Linked DNA regions of Mus musculus: region 2 is linked to region 1. A link is a loop called in an ENCODE intact Hi-C map of the cell type or tissue named here. Cell type or tissue: left cerebral cortex. All regions are shown on one strand. Each heading gives the region's core, and the rest is flanking DNA. Links, peaks and the distances in the headings are about the cores only. Region 1 has its middle 210 kb from the start of Gm20594. Region 2 has its middle 76 kb from the start of Reg3g.

Region 1 (9,745 bases), core at 2,660-7,659:
CTCAATAGTCACAAATAATATAAAATATCTCGGAGTGACTCTAACTAAGGAAGTGAAAGATCTGCATGATAAAAACTTCAAGTCTCTGAAGAAAGAAATTAAAGAAGATCTCAGAAGATGGAAAGATCTCCCATGCTCATGGATTGGCAGGATCAACATTGTAAAAATGGCTATCTTGCCAAAAGCAATCTACAGATTCAATGCAATCCCCATCAAAATTCCAACTCAATTCTTCAACGAATTAGAAGGAGCAATTTTCAAATTCATCTGGAATAACAAAAAACCTAGGATAGCAAAAACTCTTCTCAAGGATAAAAGAACCTCTGGTGGAATCACCATGCCTGACCTAAAGCTGTACTACAGAGCAATTGTGATAAAAACTGCATGGTACTGGTATAGTGACAGACAAGTAGACCAATGGAACAGAATTGAAGACCCAGATATGAACCCACACACCATAGACACTGAAACTTATAGAGGAGAAAGTAGGGAAAAGCCTCGAAGATTTAGCTAACTTTTGCAGGTATAAAAAGACTTAAACAAATATTAATATAGAAATTTCTCTACATATACTTTTTATACTGCTTGAATGTTGGATACTAGGACAGAAATATTTTGATCAATTATTTGTAGTGGGTGGCTGTGTTTTGTTATTCAAAATAGTATTTTTTTCCAACCCAAGTTACATTTAAATATACTATAGAGTACAGTGGTCTTCACCTCACAGTACTTTGGTATTAGCCTCATGAAGACTGACATCATGAGGATGAACCATTAGTATTTTATAGCACTTGATGTTGGATATTCATAGAAAGAAACAGTTAACTTTTTGGGAAATTATTGGTCAAAACACAAATTCATCTTCAAGATGTCATTTAAGAATATTCCTATGCTCCAAATAAAAACTGACATTTCCCTTTATAATGTTGTATTCAAGAAATAAAAATCTTATTATTGTTCACTACTCATATCGTGTTGACAGGTAATAAGATTTTAAAATTCTGAACCTTGCTAAAAATGGAATTAATTTCCATGACATATAACTTCCATGACATATCAGATGCACACATTAACTCTTTTCTAAAGGAATGAAGAACTCCTTAACAATTTACCAGTAGCCATCTTCTGTGAATATTCAAATATAACTATGTGCTCTTATCACCCCAAAGCCATGGGTGAGCAGAGAGAGGAGTTTCACAGAATGTTGCTGACTGCTAGTCAAAATCTAGTCAAAAGAGAAACCCTGTATCAATGGAATACGATGCAGACTGATAAATATGCAAAATATATAAAGAACTCAATAAACTAAATATCAAAAAATCCACTTATGAAATAGGATGCAGATCAAATCAGAGATTTCTTAACACAACAATCTCAAGGGGCCAAGAAACAGTAAATGAAAATTAGAGACACAAGTGACACTTATGGTGAAAAGAATGTGGAGCAAAAAAATTTTTTCTATATTGCTCAAGAGAATGCAAACTTGTATAGCCATTATGGAAATCAACGTGGTACTTCCTCAAAAATTTGGAATCATTCTACATCAAGACCCAGCTATACCACTCTTGGTCATATACTCAATAGTCACTCCATCCTACCACAAGGACTTGTACTCAACTATCATAATGGCTTTATTCATAATAGCCAGAAACTGGAAGTGACATAGATGTCCTAAAACGGAAGAATGGAAAAGAAAATAATGGTATATTTACACAATGGAGTGCTACTGAGCTGTTAAATAAAATGGCATCATGAAATTTGCTGCTAAATGGATGAAACTAGGAAAAAAAATCATGAAACCAGAGCCAGAAAGACAAACATGGTAGGTACTCATTTAGAAGTGGACATTAACTATAATGAATAGTCATACTATAATCCACAAACCCAGAAAGCCTCAGAAGGGGGCATATGGATCTCCCTGGGAAGGGGAAGTAGAATAGATTTTTCCAATGGACTGCAGGCAGGTAGGGATAGGAGAAGAGGTCCCAGGCAAAGGGCAGGGGAGCACTGGGAAAAATTAACTTAACTGGAGAGCATTTGTAGGGAAAATGTGGAAATCTAGTACAATGGAAGCTCTCTGGAGTCTTTGAGAGTCACCTTAGCAAAGACCCCTAGTAATGAGACACAGCCTCAATTAACAATCTTTAATAACCAGAAAGGCTTTTAGTAGTGAGATTGGGACATAACCTAGCTACAAAACCTTCGACCTCCAATCTGTCCTGTCTCTAACATTTGCGGGAGTAATGGTGGTGCAGAGCTTCTGGGAATGGCCAGCTAATGACTGGTCCAAGTTTAGGCCCAAGTCATGAGAGGCCTGGATGTAGCCTGGATGGCCAGGAACCAGAGGGTGGATATCACATAAGCATAGTATATAACTAAGGTTTATAGGAAAAAATCAGTGAAATGATTACTGATAATATTATGCTATACTCATAGATGGATGACATCAGAGAGGAGTCATCCAGCAACTGATAAATTATGTGGAAAGACTCACATCCAATTACTAGGCAGAGCCAGGAAACCCTGAAAAAGCAGAGGAGTGTGTGACAGGAGTTGGGAGAGTATGGAAGGAGCCAAAGAGGTCTAGGACACCAAGAGAACACAGCCCACTGAACCAATCAAGAGGGCTCATAGCGGATCACAGGTACTGAAGTAACAATCACTGAGCCTACATGGGTCAGAGCTATGTGTTCTGCATATACATTATGGCTGTGCAGTGGGTGTACTCTTGTGGGACTACTATCATTTGAAATGGAACGTCTCTCACTCTTTTGCTTGCTCTTGAATTCCTTCTCTTTCTAAGGGGCTGCCTCATTCAGCCTTTATATGAAGGATTGTGCCTAATTTTATTGTGACTTGTTAGATGTGCTGATTTGTTGTTCCAGGAAAGCAGCTTCTTGTTCTTCTTGTTCTTGTTCTTCTTGTTCTTGTTCTTGTTCTTGTTCTTGTTCTTGTTCTTGTTCTTGTTCTTGTTCTTGTTCTTGTTCTTGTTCTTGTTCTTGTTCTTGTTCTTGTTCTTGTTCTTGTTCTTGTTCTTGTTCTTCTTGTTCTTCTTCTTGTTCTTCTTCTTGTTCTTCTTCTTCTTCTTCTTCTTCTTCTTCTTCTTCTTCTTCTTCTTCTTCTTCTTCTTCTTCTTCTTCTTCTTCTTGTCTCTTTCCTCTTCTTCCCTCTTCCCTCTTTTTTCCTCCTCCTCCTTCTTCTTCTCTCCTCTGCTCCTCCTCCTTTCATACTCGGGGTGGAGAGGTGTGGGAGAGCAATGCAAAGAGATGACTGAGGGGAAACTTGTTAGGAATAGAAATAAGAATAAAAATAAAAATAAAAACCTTAGCCGGGCGTGGTGGCGCATGCCTTTAATCCCAGCACTCTGGAGGCAGAGGCAGGCGGATTTCTGAGTTCGAGACCAGCCTGGTCTACCAAGTGAGTTCCAGGACAGCCAGGGCTATACAGAGAAACCCTGTCTCAAAAAAACCAAAAAAAAAAAAAACAAAACCAAAAAACCAAAAATAAAAACCTTGTGTTCTACCATGTACCATGACAAATATTTCCTGACCAAAAATGCAAAAATGGCAACAAGAAGAGGATACACAGCAATCTCCCCTGTCCTATGCACATATATTACTTGAATCCATTACAACTCTCAAACACACACATCCTTACTCATACATATATACACACAACAAAAAATATAGTTAACTTGTTAGTCCATTATCAAGGAGAAACATCATGTGTTTGTATTTGTCATCCATTTCAATGTTCTAGTCACTGTAATTAAGTGGCCAGCATTCCTTATTTGGGTGTTAGACTAAACAAAGACTTTGAGTCCTCCTTTAGGGATCTCATGTAAGTTGTATAAAGATGTATCAATATATAGTACAACTGATGACAGCCATCATGTATCAAATAGTAAAGAAAGTCTCAAAACAGTATAACAAATAGAAGTATTCTATTAACTTTCTTTGCAGATACTCCATAAAAGTATTAAAATAAAAACACTCCTTTGGATATAGTACACTGTGAATGTATTAAAAATGATTTTTGACTAATACTTCAGATTCTAGGCAACATGTCAGAACCTAAGGTATATATCTATTGGATTACTAGGTAAGTTTCTAACATATGACATTTTTAGTAATGGAAATGTAAAACCAAATCAAATCAAATCTATCTAATAAATATTATAGCTTCCCTTGCATTTGACCAATCTTAGACTGTATGCCAATAGTAAAACTAAATGATAGTCAAAAAGAGACTATACTGTAAAAACATTAAATAGTAAACAATAAATTCCAGACTTGAGAGGGTCATGAGATATATTCTTTCTTTGATATTTTTTTCTCTCAGCTGACTTGTTGATTCTTGTAAACATTGTAGGCTACAAAGAAACAGATATACAGAGGTTACACCACATACAAGATTAATGTACTCCAAAGTTTTCGAAGAAGAAAATTGGAATCCAGGTTCATTAAATTAGGTGTGCCTTAGGGACAAGATTAAAGAGTCAGAGAATAGGACCAGAGAAAAGTGAAGCACACATGCAAGCTTGACCTTCAAGGTGAATTCAGACTTTGATTTATTATCAAATTCTTGGAAAGTGAGAGACAAGAAAAGCAGCCATAAATCTGGCTTACAGACCTAAGAGAAATATAGCAGAACACCTGGGCTTGACAAGGAGCATCATCCTTGGTTAGTGTGCCTGACAAACTAGAGCCTATGAGTAGGCCAAGTACAAGAAGCCACAGATACTACATCCTGAATCCCAGTGCAAGCCCAGGACTTCAAAGGCTATAACTGCTTATTGGACCAATTGGTTATTCCTCTACATGCTCTCCTAACTATCCATTGAAGTACTATGCTATCTTTAGAGATTTGAGTTGCCAACCATAGGCTGTAGTGCTTGGAAAAATGTAGGTGGTTCTCAAAACATCACACTTCAAAGTAGAAAATGCCAGGTATGATGGATCAAAAATATAATTGACTATGAGCCTAAAGAAAATATAAGACAGTGTAAAAGCCACAAAATTACATAGAATTTGTAATATTTGACATGGATTTTCAATTAGCTGTACCTCATATGATTCAGACATAATTAAAGAGAACACAGGACAGAGCTTAGGTCCTCAGGAGCTAAGTAAGTTCACACCCACATCCTGGAGAGTCTAACCCTGATGATAAGTCAAAAAATATCTCTACCTGAAACACTAAATCTAAACTTTCTGTCTGTGGGATTATGTGACTTCATGTAGATTGACCAGTTTTATATTTCTGTACATCTATTGCACATCCTGAATTTCCGTACTTACATGTGGTCTATAAATTTTATCTATAACCTGCAAGATCATTCAATTGCTCTTTGGTTAAATGCAAAAAGTAGAGGGAAAAAGAAAGTGAAATGTGGTGATAGGTAGAAGAGGTACAAGATATTGTAGGCCATAGTACAATGAATATGTCACACATTGGCATAGGTAAATGTATTCTTTAATGATCCTGATGTCTCTCTGAAATATGATACATTTACTTCTCAAAATTATGATGGATTTACATTCTATATCTATCTATGATGACATTTATTCTTTATATAAGATGTTTTAAATATAATTTTATATGGATTTGCAATGAAAATTATATTAAATGCTTACAATTTTGGCAATAATTTGTGAATTTTATACCCTCATTATTTAATAGTTTTCTCAGATGAAAAAGGAATTTTTTTACAATCTAGTTGTCCCAGATTGGAAGGCTTAGTCTACGAACAGAGGAACTCTCTGTTTGAGGGCAAGGGGGGATGAAAGTTAAGAGACTTGTGTGAATGTCCAAGCACACTCATCACAAATAATTAGTCATATTGAGTCATTAGTGCTAGTTTGTATTTCTGTAAGTAAGGCAATAATTCCTAGCAAAAGAAGGCTGTAGTGGGCCTTTCTAGAAAATATAGTAGGCTATATATGCCTACGCCAAACCAGAAAATAAATAAAAAAGTTAATTTGATCTTGACAAAAGTAAAACACAATGAAAAAAGATTTTGAAATATTTTCTTTATATGTGTGTGTGTGTGTGTGTGTGTGTGTGTGTGTGTGTGTATCTCTTCAGAAATGTGGGTGTAAGTATAGGTACCCATGGGACCCAGAAGAGCAAAAACAGACATTAGAGCTCTGGAAGCTTGATTTGAACAAAGTTGTAAGGTGCCTCATGTGGGTGTTGGTAAACAAACACAGGTCTTAACCACTCAGCAACCTCTAAAAACCACATATAATATAAATAATTTTAAATATTCATCTTCAAATTTTATTAGTACCAAGATAAGGGATAGCTTATATTAAATTAAATTTAATAGGCTGGAATATCTGGGTTACAGGGTTAGACAAAGAATATTTTCCAGTTAGTTGACAAATATGGATGTGTAACCTATGGATACTAGTACCATCTCATAAGCTTGAGTGTGGGGTGGTTTATTTGTATCATTTAGGAATTTTGTATACTTACTACCAGGGTCATGAGAATAAGATAATCACCCAATGCTTGTTATGATGCTATATTGTTCATTTATCTGTGTGTTTTACTTCTGGTTTTACAGAAAATTCGAGTTTTCTCTGTAAATTAACATATTTTCTATCACCATAAGTTATTATATTTAATCATAAAAAACAAAATAATAGTTCTTGGAATGGACAGAAGAGGGCATATATGGAATGCATTATAAAAATGTGTAAAGTATAAATTTTGTATTTTCCATGATAATCCTGCAAAGGAATACTTGTAATCTAATTCTTAACTTTTATAGTGGTCAAAACTGATGGCAGTCAGGGTGATTTCTTTGTTTCTAGCCCTAGCACTGTCTTTTTGTTGTTGTTTTGTTTTGTTTTGTTTTGCATATCTTTTTAGAAATGTTAGAGGAAAAACTACCATAGCTTGACAGGCCACATCTCATGAGGAATGTTGGTTTGTTCAATAATATATATTAGTGTACCTAATATTTTACATTATAACTAACACCTGGAATAGGTTTGGGATACTCTCCTGTATTCTAAATAAGTAACACCTTGGAGTTTTTCTCCTCCTCAGAAATAACCCAGCATTTGGGCAATAGTTTGAAGCATGGTGTTTTATGCTTCACTGTTGCTGTGTATTATATTTATGAAGACATAATAAATAGTCATAATAGAAAAAGGATCATTGGAATAAAATAAAGTGGCCCATCAAGTGCTCAGCTCAAGTTTACTACTGCAATGGACTTGGGTTATAATTACCAATGGAGGAGAGAATAACTATAAGTTATTTTTATGTAAAAAGCATATTATTCTAAGCCAACATAATAACAGAATCTTTATGAACCACAATAATTGCATGGAAGAATCACAGAAGTACATTCTCCTGAAAGAAGAAGGTAGGTGTTGATAAGCTACTATGGAATTTTACAGGCAAAATGAACAAAAATAATTGTCATGGAAAATAATACAAGCACATTAACTTTTGTTGCAATGTGTGAGAGAGATTAAATTATGAAATTGAAAATACTTAAGCAATAAGAAACATTTTATATCACTTTAATGTCTACATTTGAAATGGCATGTTTTCACTGAAACTCTTATTTTCAATATATTCTTATTATCCTCCTTCCTTGTACATGGGAAACTGTTTCTGATATGAGGCTGCATTTTTGTAATCTTCAGTGAATTAATTTCGACAAAAATAATGTTTCTACTGTCTAGAGTCTTCATGAGGATTTTATTTGAAGTCACTATGATTTTATTACTGTATCTGATTTTATTTTTAAATGCTTAGATGAAAGTCAAATGTTACCCCCAGATAATGTATGATAATAAAAAAATATAATTGATAATAATTAGACTATACGAATTCACATTGGATCAAATAGGCTGTTAAAAGCAGTATCAGGATTTTAGCATACCAGGGACTTGCAGCACACATATACATATGATTGAATGTATGTATGTAGATATGTACTAGAAATATCCTATTTTGAAATATCCATTTGAATATAGTAAGTATACTGTCAGGGCTAAGATTACAGAGCAGCACGAATCTGTAGCAAGGAGATCACAATTCCAAGTCATCAAGTTTAAGAATAGCTCATACTACATAAGCTTTGTATCTAAACCCAAGAAACAAAACAACAAATAAACAGAAAGAACAAACCCAAATGTTTACTGATAAATATGGAGTGTGCAAATGAAAATATAAACAAAAATCTATTTATATACCTATCTTTAAGAATATTTCCCAGATCAAAGTTTGGAAACTCTTTATGACAATCCAATGAAAGCTCAGATTACTTGGGCCTTCCATCATGATACTGCACAAATATCATGATTGAATAACTGAAAAATAAGGGATTAGATAGCAAGATAGCAGAAAAATATTTCTTGGTACTACTTATAAAAAATTCAGTGTTGACATAGAATTCACTCATGTCTGTGATGAAGCAAGAATATCACTGAAGAACCTAGGATCTAGATAAGAAGGTTTAAAATGTGCACAAAAGGGTTAGCCATGTGGATGAGAAATTCCAAAACACCAGAGATTGGTTGAGCAAGGAGACAGATTCTGAAAAAGCATCAGAAGAGCTAGCGACAATGGACGATTCAGTTGGTCAAACAAAATAAGCAGTGAGACCATCATCGGTAGATAAGACCAGGAAGGTCAGTGATTCCTATTTGTGGATGAAATAGTTTGCATTTGGAAGACTTGGAGATAGCTATAGAATACTGTTAGATCTGTCTAAAACATTAAACAAGTTACAAAAATATTACAAAGTAATCATTTTTGTCTTTGTACCAATAATGAACTTTTGAGAGATAGAAAAATTTAAAATCCCATAACAGTAGCTTCAATAACTGAAGGCCTTATTACAAATGACTGTATATGAAGTATACAACTATTTTCTTAACTACAGTCATTATAATTGTCAGTATCATGCTCTAAAATTCTTCCAAACAAATTAGTTATATTGTTATAGTTGTGTTGTCAACATTACAAGAATGACAATAACCCGGAAGACAAGATTTAATTTACATTATGAGGGATTATCTTGGTAAATTTAACCTATAGACATATATGTAGGGAATTGTATTGATTGAATTCCCACTTTGTGTCACCCCTTTTCCTAAGGTGATTCTGGATTCTAGAATAAGAAGAAGGTATGTTGCATATAACGTTCATTGCTCTCTTCTTAACAGGTGTAAATGCATTTTATTAAGTACTTCAGCCTCTTGCTCACTTCACTTCCCTTCAGTGCTGGATGTAGCCGTAAACTATAAACCAAAATAAACCCTGTCTTCTTTAAGTTCTCACAGCAACAGAATAAAAATCGTAGATGCAGGGCCAAGGATGGTTGAGCATATGGCAGACAAATATGCATTTTTTTTCTTGAAATTCTCTTTCCCATCTTTTTCATGTATATTTGATCCATTTCTAATTACTGTCTCACTGTATCATTCTTTGTACTTTATGAGGGGAAACCTATTCAAAGGTATGACCAACCTATTTACATCCATCAGGCCAATGTTTCTACACTGCAAAAGACGACATCTCTCATTTTCCTTTCCTTTTGCATAAGATACTGGTAGTTTACAAGGACAATTCTTGGTTTATTTTGTTTGTATTTCTTTCCCTTTATCTATTTTTCCTGCTTAGTGTAATGTGTGCACACATGCATACACATGTTTGCACTTTCTTATATCTGTTGTTTCTTGGGATCTACTATTGGATTGATGCTGTTTAGCTTTGA
Region 2 (9,745 bases), core at 2,905-7,904, 1.1 Mb after region 1:
GAGAGCCAGGATCCCATAGCCTGTGTTACGCTGATGCATATGTGAAATAAGAAGTCAATGCGATCCAGCAGTCTTGAGGGAATAGACAGCGCTGTGTGGTGGTTTTCTTCCTGGAAAGTTCCCAGAATAACGACTCTGAGACTCAAATATATTTACAAACACCAAATCCTTTCTTCCCCTTGGATATCTCACCTTCTAATCTATCATTACATATATGCCATATGTTTTTCTAATTCACAGGTGATGTATCCATACCACACACAAGAGATTCTTTCTACAGAACAGAGATATCCCAGGCCAAAAGAATAGTTGCTACTCAAAAGCTAAAATCCACTGAGGGACATTTTTTTTTTACCCAGGGTTGAAATTTAGGGTAGGTTCAGCTGTATTTGCTCAACAGTGTCACTGTTCTTTTTGATGGATAAACTGTAGTGCCCACTATTTATATACTGCCTCTCAGCTCCACACCAATTTCCTCTGTACCAATCTGGAGATACTGGGGATGAATCCATCAGTTTACATTTCCTGGACTGCTTTGGCAGAAACTAATGGATTCTGTTAGGTCCTGCTATATGAAGACATGAAAGAAATGGGAAAACACCAAAAGGGGGAAAAATTCACAAAACTGAAAAATAAAAAAACAACCTGGTCTACAAAGTGACTTCCAGGACAGCCAGGGCTAGACAGAGAAACCTTGTCTCAAAAACATCAAAAGAAAACAAACAAACAAAACAAAAGGAAACAAAAACCCCATGCCTCTCCATGTGCCATTCCTGTCGGTATTATCCCAGTATTCCAAAGTTGCTTTAGAATGACTAGCATTGGGAGCCAGATCTATTTGACTGCAAGTATTGTGCCCTGTTCTCCAGTCCTATACTCCTCCTTTGTCAGGAAAGTTTGGAGAAAGTGGATATTGGGAGTGGTGAGCAATGCTCCCTCCATGACTCCCAACCCTGGCATGTGGGATTTACATGGTTAGGAGGGCAACAGTGGTACCTAGGAAAATAGTGTATGTAAAAGAAGCTAAAAGGTGGAATTGTCAAAGTTCTCAGTGAATGCTAACAAGTGAATTTGCATTCATGCTTTAGGTTCTCCATTTGTGCTAGCTGGTTTGGGGGGTGGGGAATAGATGATTAATTTACTGTAGAAGTCAGATATCAGAAAAACACATGCGCACACACTGTTCTTCAAGCCACTGGGGAACAGACTTTCAACGCCAAACAGATCCATCATTTGGAATTACACTGTCCCAGCCCATCTGCCTACAACAGCCGAGTGTTGAAACCCCCACCAGATAGCAATCCCATCCCAGATCATAACTGGTTTCCCACGCCTTCTGGAAACTTGTGTTGGATTTCTCATTAGAATCCCCATGTTCCATCAGCATGTCATTCCCCTTATAGTGCTTAAAGGGGAACAAGAAAATCCAAGAGAGTCTGCATGTTTGTATTATGTTTAACTGACAACTTTGAGATAATAGAATCCTTGCAAACGGCCCAGAAAGTCTTACTAAACAATATAAAAGTAAAACCCATGAAAAGAGAGTCAGCAATACCCATATTAAAATGAAAGACCATCCTTCTAATTATGAGGTCTCAGCAGCTAAAAGGGAAATTAGTAGTGTGGATGAATTTTTCCTAGGTGGCCAGCAACTCCTTTTTCCTACAAAGCAGTAACTTTCCATATACACAGGGATGTTAAAAGCATCCATGACAAATTTGCAAGAGAAACATGCTACCCAGGTGAGGCAGAAATGGGGGCATCCTAACAAACAGCTGAGCCAAAATTTCTTAAGCAAGCACTCTGAATAACCTTGTCACATCCATTTCCACAGCTTCCTTTGGCAAGTGTTCTGTGTCCTTGTGAAGCCTCATTTCCTTATCTTCTGCCAAAGGCTACCATTTCATATCACATGTCAAAGTATGAGAAATGTCAAGGTAAGGAAAACTGATGAGCTGTCAGAAGAAGGTGAGCCATAGCAGTTGTGGTAGAATTTGGATCCTGCTCCATGCCAGCAGAGTACCACAACACTCAGTCCCTACGAAGCTGTGCTTTCCTATCACAAGAACTGCACACACAACAGGAAAAATATTCTTGAAGAGCAGCCACAGAAGCCAGTTTGAACTTGAAATACAACTATGGCCAGAAAAGCATTGAGGTTTCTGCATTCAAAGTTGAAACCACCTTCCACCTTGAGGGTATCACACATTTGATTCAATTTATTTAACTCTTTCTCTGTGGAAAGAATGGTTAAGTCATGAGTGTGCACCATTAGTCATCTTTTTGCAGAAACTACACCTCATAATTCAGGGCACTGGGCATCTAAAGGCTTTGGTTTGAAACATAAATAAAGCCCCATGGTATACTGTCTCTTTGGCCAAGTCAAGAGAATTCCATTTTGAGCAGTCTTATTTCAAAGTCTAAACTTTATATGAGATCTTAAATTGTTTCTAGTTCTACTTCTAGGGATTCTTTTCTGCAAAAGAAATGCTAGTGTCTCCTTGTCCACAAAGGACATAGGGACAAATGCTGTACTTAAAATAATCAGTAGACTCATTTGGAATGAACTGATTGTTGCCTGCGGACTCACAGAGCTCTGTGGACCCTCGTAGGGCTTCGCAGGCATGCAAAGCCACTGATTAGAAGCTGATGCTGCTCAGAGGCAAAAAAATAACTCTGAAAGAAGAATGATTTGAGGGCTAAGAAGGTTAATGTTCTTATCTAGAGTCAGGACTGACTCTTGATTGAAGACGTGGAAGTCACAACTGGGATCATTTTCTAGCAAAACAGAAGTAGAGATGAAAAGCTAACCTCTTGAGGAGTAAATGCCTTCAACAGATCCCCCTGCAGCCTTTTCATTAGTCTTCTTTTTGGGAATTTTATTCCTTTTCAGAATATAAGTAGTATTAAATTTCATGTTTTGACGCATATTCTTGGCTTGGCTTGGCTTGTATTGAAAGGCATACCCGATATATTTAGTATTGCTACACAGTTAAGAAAGGATGTTAGAAGACAGTACTAAAAATGCCTACTTTCTATCATGTCTAAAGCAGTTCACCATGCCAAGTTCATTAGCTATGCAAACTTTATGACCTCTTTCAGCTACATATGTCACATGCCTCCCCACTCTGAATTAAATATTTTCCCTAAGTATCAAGACCCTCATGGATGCCACACACCTTAGTCATGCAATGGAATGTTTCTACAATGCACAGTAACCCCTACTCTGACCCTTTGTGGTTTTTAAGTGTTCAGTTTGTGTGGACCATTGTGATTTTGTCTCCATGATCATACATCACTCACTTGTTGAATCCCCCCACCTACCTGTCACCCACAGCCGTCTTGCTCCCTGAATTGCTGTTCTTTTGTAGTCTGCATCTTTTTTTTTTTTTTTGGCATCATTGAGGTTTCTGTCTCTTCTCAATATAATCTATTTTTTTTCCTGAGGTATTTGGTTTTAGATAGCATAATACAGGGGTACAGAACTCATTAGTTTACAGATTTACTTCGGAAATAAGATCCAAGTTAAGCAGCTACAGATGATTGCTTCAGAAGTGATGGGTAGAGTTGAAGATTAAATGATCAAATCAAGAATGACATCACCATGTTTTTGTACTACAAAAGGATGATTATGGTTTTAGTAGTGTCTTTGTTGGTTTGATAAAATGTCATGAGCAAAAGCAACTTCAGGAAGAAAGGCTTATTTCTTCTTGCAGTAACTCCCAGCTCACATTTCGTCACTGAAGAAAATCAGAGCAAGAACATGAAGGTAGGAACTGATTCAAAGGCCATGGAGGAACAGTATTTATTGGCTTGCTCCTCATGGCTTGCTCAACTTGCTATCTTATACAACTTAGAGCCATCTGACTGATATTGGCGTTACCCACAATGACCTGGGCCACTCCCATCAATCAGGCAAAAAGAATTCCTGACAGAGTTGCCTATAGTCAACCCGTATAGTGGCATTTTCTGAATTGAGAGTCCTATTCTCAAATGACTCTATCATGGGCCAAACTGACATAAAACTCAGCAACACAACTAGCATTTAAGCAATTGGAATTCAGTAAGATCAGAGATGTGTCAGTGATTCTCCTGTTTCTATGATAAAACATCATAATTAAGATAGCTAAGAGAAGAAAAGATTTCTGTGGAATTATATCTACAAAGAGCCATCCAGAATGGCTGGATGAACATGGGAACAAAAGGCTGGGGAAAGAGTGTTCAAAACCGTGTCTTCTGCAGTGCACACAAAGTCAAAAGAGAAAACTAGAGCTGAGATAAAAGTGTGGCCTCTCAAAGGCACTCTCAGAAACACACTTACTTCAACAAGTTTGTAGCACCCACTCACAGTGAGCTTTGAACTGGACACCAAGTATTCACATACCCGAGCCTATAAGGAACAGTTCTCCTTCAAACCTCAAGAGTTCAAGGACCAATGTCAGCAAGTCAGAAGTCCGTGAGCTAGAAAATCAGTGAGTTCTCCCTGTTAACCTTTATTCTGCTAGGGCCATGGCTTTTCACCTTCCTAAAGTGATCCTCTAATACAGTTCCTCGTGTTGTGGTGACCCCTATCCATAAAATTATTTTCATGCTACTTCACAACTAAGTTTGCTACCTGTTATGAATTGTAATTAAAAAATCTGATATGTGAGGTATGTGATATGTGACTCCTGTGAGAGAATCTTTCAAGAACCCGAAGTGGTCATGACCTACAGGTTGAGAACCATTGTGCTAGGTTCTCTTTTCCCCCAACATAAGGTGTCATCAATATGCAGCTGGAGTTGATGACAAATGAGTTGCCTGCACTGTTTAAAGACCTCCCTCACGAGGAATTCAGTGTGTGTGGAGGAGAAGAAAGAATATGCCAGCTAGGGTCAGAGCATAGGAGGTAACAGTTGGCAGCCGACTTCTGTGAAGTTCTTGTTATTTCTCAAATTTCTCTAAGATCTCATAGCAAATTAAATAAATCTTGGGGTGCTCAAGAGCTATGAAAATTATCTGAAGTATTCCTCTTTGCAAAATGCCAAATTCTATTTATTTGCCTCACTCCCTTTGTCTCTGAAGTGAGGAGGTTAGCTATTGACCCTGCGGTTCAAGGAACACAAGCATTCATGGCTTTGTGGTGCTGCGATCTCACAGGGATACTCTACTGTCTAAGCAATAAAGATAAACGTGGCTCCATATGTCTGTTTTCATCACCCTAAGAGTTTGGTTGAAAGTATTGCTTTTCTGGAGAACACATACTTCACAGGTATAGCTGTGACTGGGCCTTATAGGCTCGGGTATGTGACTGCCAGTGGGCTGTGGCAGAAATTTGCACACTTGTCCAACGAAATTACAAGGTCATCCAAGTGATACAAGAAGGAAGAATGAGAAAGCACTCCTAGGAGATGAGGACTCTGAAAAGAAGTACTACTTTTCCATCCTTGTACAGCCTTGTGCAGAAAAGAATCATTTTGTGTTCTTTCCAGCCAGGAAGGGCTTTTCACCAAGTGTTCTGCTCTCAAGGGTGAGGATATGCTGCCACCTGCTGGTTTCTTGCTCCTTTACAACAAGAAATGCTTTCCAAAGTCAAAAGGAATTTAGATATATCAGAGTCTATCAGTAGTTACTAATCTATTAATTTGGAAAGCTTTACATAATCTTGAGCGTGTTATAGATGCAATATTTACAATAATTTTATGTTTATATTCAGAATTGCAAAAAGGAGATCTTAACTAAAGAACTGTAACCGATGTTTGTAAAAAGTCCTTCAGAAAATCGCAATAGCTCATTTTTGCATAACAGAAGTTTTTACCCTGCACTAATACTGTCAGTATGGTATTTCAAGTGATATGGTTGAGAGCGCTTTTACATTCAGAGTTGATATGCCTACTACATGTCAATAATAAAATGGCATATTCATTAAACATTTTAGACATTTGGTATTGTAGGGGAAAATTCAGATTGTACTTCATTGATGCACGCCATTAGGCCCTATGATTAATTTTATACAGTTGGAATAGTGCAGAGGCTAAAACTTAATACAGATATAAATACAAAGAGTTCACGGTATGATTTAATTATTATTCATGTGGGAAAAGATACTATTAGATATATAATTCATCCAAGAAATTTCCTCACCGATGAAGACTTTTGTAAACCACTTTTAAATCTAGTAATTTTTCATTTCCATTACTTTTAACTTAATTTATTTTTTTTACTAATTCACTTCACATGCAGATCATTACCCACCTTTTAGTCACCCACTCCCGCAGTACTTTCCCCATCTCCCCAACCCTTTCTCTTTTGAGCAGATGGTAACCTCTGATTATCCCTCCCAACTGGCACTTCAAATCTATGCAAAACTAGGAGTTTTCTCTCCCATTGATGCCAGCCTAGACAGCCCAGGTAGTAGAACAACTCTCACAGGCAAGCAACAGTTTTTGGGATCGCCAGCCTCCAGTTGCTCAGGACCCACTGAAGATCAAGTTGAACATCTGTTGCATAGGTGCAGGGAAGACTAGAAAAAAAAAATACAGAGTTCTATATTGACTCATGAAAGGGGTTTGGAGCTGGGGTTCAGGGGCACTGTTTTATTTAAAATTACATTTGTTTACTCTTTGGTTCTAGAACTCTGGGAATTTCCCAGTTGTAGTTTTGTGTGGGCCATGTGCAGGTGTGTGTGTTTACATGTGTGTTCACGGACAGAGGCACATACACTTGTGCATGTTGAAACACAAGGTCACTCTTGGCGACATTACACCAGCCCTTTGCACTTGCTTTTGGCATAACGTATTGTATTTACCTGAATCTCAGCAAGTAGAGTAGGCTGACATGCCATAAGTCCCAGAGATCTGCTTGTGTCTTCCTCCTGAGGGCTGGGACTTGAGAGGCATCTCCTCACACCCAGTTTTCCACGTGGATACAAGAGGTTGACTAAACATCATGCTTGTGCAGGAATGCAGGAAGCATTTCTTTGTCTGTACTGTCTGTTTATAACCCTATAAGTATCCTGAGAACCTGAAGTAAATGTTTAGTGTCTGTAATTAGTGGATATAGAATATTTAATAACCGAGATACCATTTTCTCCTTTCACCTTGAAAAACCACTAGAAACATCTGCATTCTTTTCTATACAAACCATCTATTCATCACTGTCCTGTATTCTTCCAATGCAAAACTACATTTGGCTTTGATTTTTGTCTTTGCATAAAGAAGGTATCCATTAAAAGGTTATATTGGCCCCCTTTCCCCTTTTAAAAATCCCATTCTTTCAGCAACCAGGTGTGGGGGCGGTTTGGGCATTTCTAGCCAGCAAGGCTTTTAAAAATATCGATATCCAACATCAGATCAACTTATTTCATAAACCTAATGGAGTAAAAAAAGAAACTCACCAATCTTCAGTATCTCCTCCCCTTGGTGTTTCCTTTCATTCTGTCAAGATACCAAACTCTCCCCCAAGTTACTAAATAGGTGAACAACCAAATTCATAGATGAAGATAGAAACTTCTTCCATATAGAACATCCCTAGATATCCCAGAAGAACATAATCAGAAAGAGACACTGCAAAACTGAACTATTTCTTCAGGTTTTAATCTTGTTGATAAAAAGAATTTAAAGACAAATTCATAAGTTACAGTGGGGGGCCCAGACCCTGCAACATTTTTAGCACAACTCCTGCACCTAAGGCTCTGGGGAAAATGCAGTAGTGGTGTGAGGGCAGGGCAAGGCTGAAAGAGGCAGATGAGCAGGGAATTCACTTTGAGGTCATGGCTCCTAGAAATGACAGGGATGCTTCACTCATGACATCTCCATGGGGTGGCTTCCTAAATGAGGTATTGTCCTTAACAGTGACAATAAAAATATGAGCACACTAGCATGGAAGGAGGAAGTCTCATGGGTCCCCACCTATAGACAAAGAATTACAGGAATTTAGGAATGCTGTGAGTTCAAAAGAACGGTATTCTCCACATGATCAGCCCTGGAATCATATGTATGCACTATGTATACTAGTAGCACTAAACACACTGAGCAAAGGTGTGTGTGTGTGTGTGTGTGTGTGTGTGTGTGTGTGTGTGTATGTGTGTGTGTGTGTGTGTGTGTGTGTGTAAAACAATAACAAATAAGTAAAAAGAGTCCATGATTTCAATTTGGGGGCTACATTGAGAGAGGTTGAAGGAAGGAAAGGAAATAGAAAAAATAATATAAAGGTATGTTCTTTAAAAAATAATGTTAATACAATAACAAAAATAAATGTTACAAGCAAAACAAAAATCACTATAGATTTGGTCAACATAAGGAATAGTCATGGGTACAAATACCACACACAAACAAACATGTAAAAGTAACAAATACTAATAGTTTTTAAATTAGAAAAAGGTAAACTCTCAAGGGCATTCAAAGACAAGTTTATTGCCTTTCAAGAGAGCATACAACAGCAAAGGGAATGGTGGAGATCTGCAAATCTGATAGGTGGGAGATGGAGGGAGGAGAAACTGATGGTCCAGGTTCAGCATTGGATGTATGAGAGCAGCTGCATGTGAGAACTTAAAGATATTCTAGTGCCCTGAGCATCACCCATAGCAGGCATGGTGCTCAGTGTGTAGTGTGGCAGGAAAAGGAGGTGACACCTTTGTGCTACAGCTAGAAAAGTGGGTGCAGAAAGTGGACAGACTTAACAGCAAGGCTTCAAGCCACTACCCTGAGTTAGGGTCTTTCTTTCAGGAAATAAAATAGCATTTCTCATGAACAAAATAGTTAGTTCCTGCATAAATACTACCATGTCTGCAACTACATCATATTTCTTTTCAGTTTGAGGTTTTAATCAAGCTATTTTTAATCAAGAAGAAAGGTTTCTTTTATAACTATTACCTTGGAATCAAAAAATTCCCTCCTGAAGGGAGCACAGAGGCATGAAAAATACAATAACTAAATGAAACCTGTTTGCCACAGGAAGCTCATGAACATTACAAGATTCACAGTATCCCTTTCCAAGGTTAATTAGGCAGTAAATAATTGCAGGAGAAGAAAAGCCCTTAAAATAATAAATAGAGTTATCTACAAATTGGACAGGAAACCCTACAGTTTAAACATTCATTTTGGACTGGGCTTTTCACCTACACTATTGTAAGTAACACAATAGAATTCACTAATTTACAGAGCTACACTTGGGTGGGGTCCTGTCTTTGGTCTTTTGACCATACCTCCCTAAGGCAACACTACCAAACAGGACTATTGCTCATCAGTCATGCTATAAGTGTCAAGAGGATTACAATATATTTGGATTGTTATATTTCCAAATATATGAGAGTCTTTGATGCTGGAGGCACCCATTGTCTATGAAAGAAAGGAAGCTGTCAGCCATGGACCATACCTTACGTACCAAAAGCTACCCAAACAGATTACCATATGTCCCAACTTGTACTGGGGATGCAACTTGCTCAACATTTACATTCTCTTCTTTTTTGCCTAGCATTCCTGACATCAACAGAATTCTCAGCTCACATTCAAAACCACTCAAGGTATTCCTTTCAAATATACTCTGCCTTGTGTTGATTGCCCTACTATGTGGCAACCATTTCTCTGGCAGGTAAGGCAGCATGTTCTAGTATAAGAAGCACTGCAACAGGAGGAGAATAACTTCAAATTTGAATAACTGTGTGTGGTGTTTCCATGGTGCCTCTAGCATTTATAGTATGTCCATTTCTATGGAAGTCCCTAAGGCCTTTGAGACTTTATTTCTCCAAAGTTTCCATAGTAGTTCT

What was found. A loop is a pair of places that touch in the nucleus more often than their neighbours do. Peaks named below come from ENCODE experiments on the same cell type or tissue, not always from the same donor. Only the 100,000 strongest peaks of a DNase experiment are listed, where the experiment ranks them.
Region 2: it touches region 1 in a loop (8-fold over the local background); 2 of 42 quality-filtered maps call a loop at or near these places.

Annotation. Positions count from the first base shown.
Region 1 is chr6:79,599,682-79,609,426 of GRCm38, reverse strand. No RefSeq gene overlaps it. Among named protein-coding and RNA genes, the nearest start is that of Gm20594, 210 kb to the left of the region's middle. In left cerebral cortex, for the core only: no CTCF peak of the experiment used is centred there; a DNase peak (open chromatin) is centred at 4,879.
Region 2 is chr6:78,540,184-78,549,928 of GRCm38, reverse strand. No RefSeq gene overlaps it. Among named protein-coding and RNA genes, the nearest start is that of Reg3g, 76 kb to the right of the region's middle. In left cerebral cortex, for the core only: a CTCF peak has its summit at 5,534 (motif pointing left); DNase peaks (open chromatin) are centred at 5,520 and 6,753.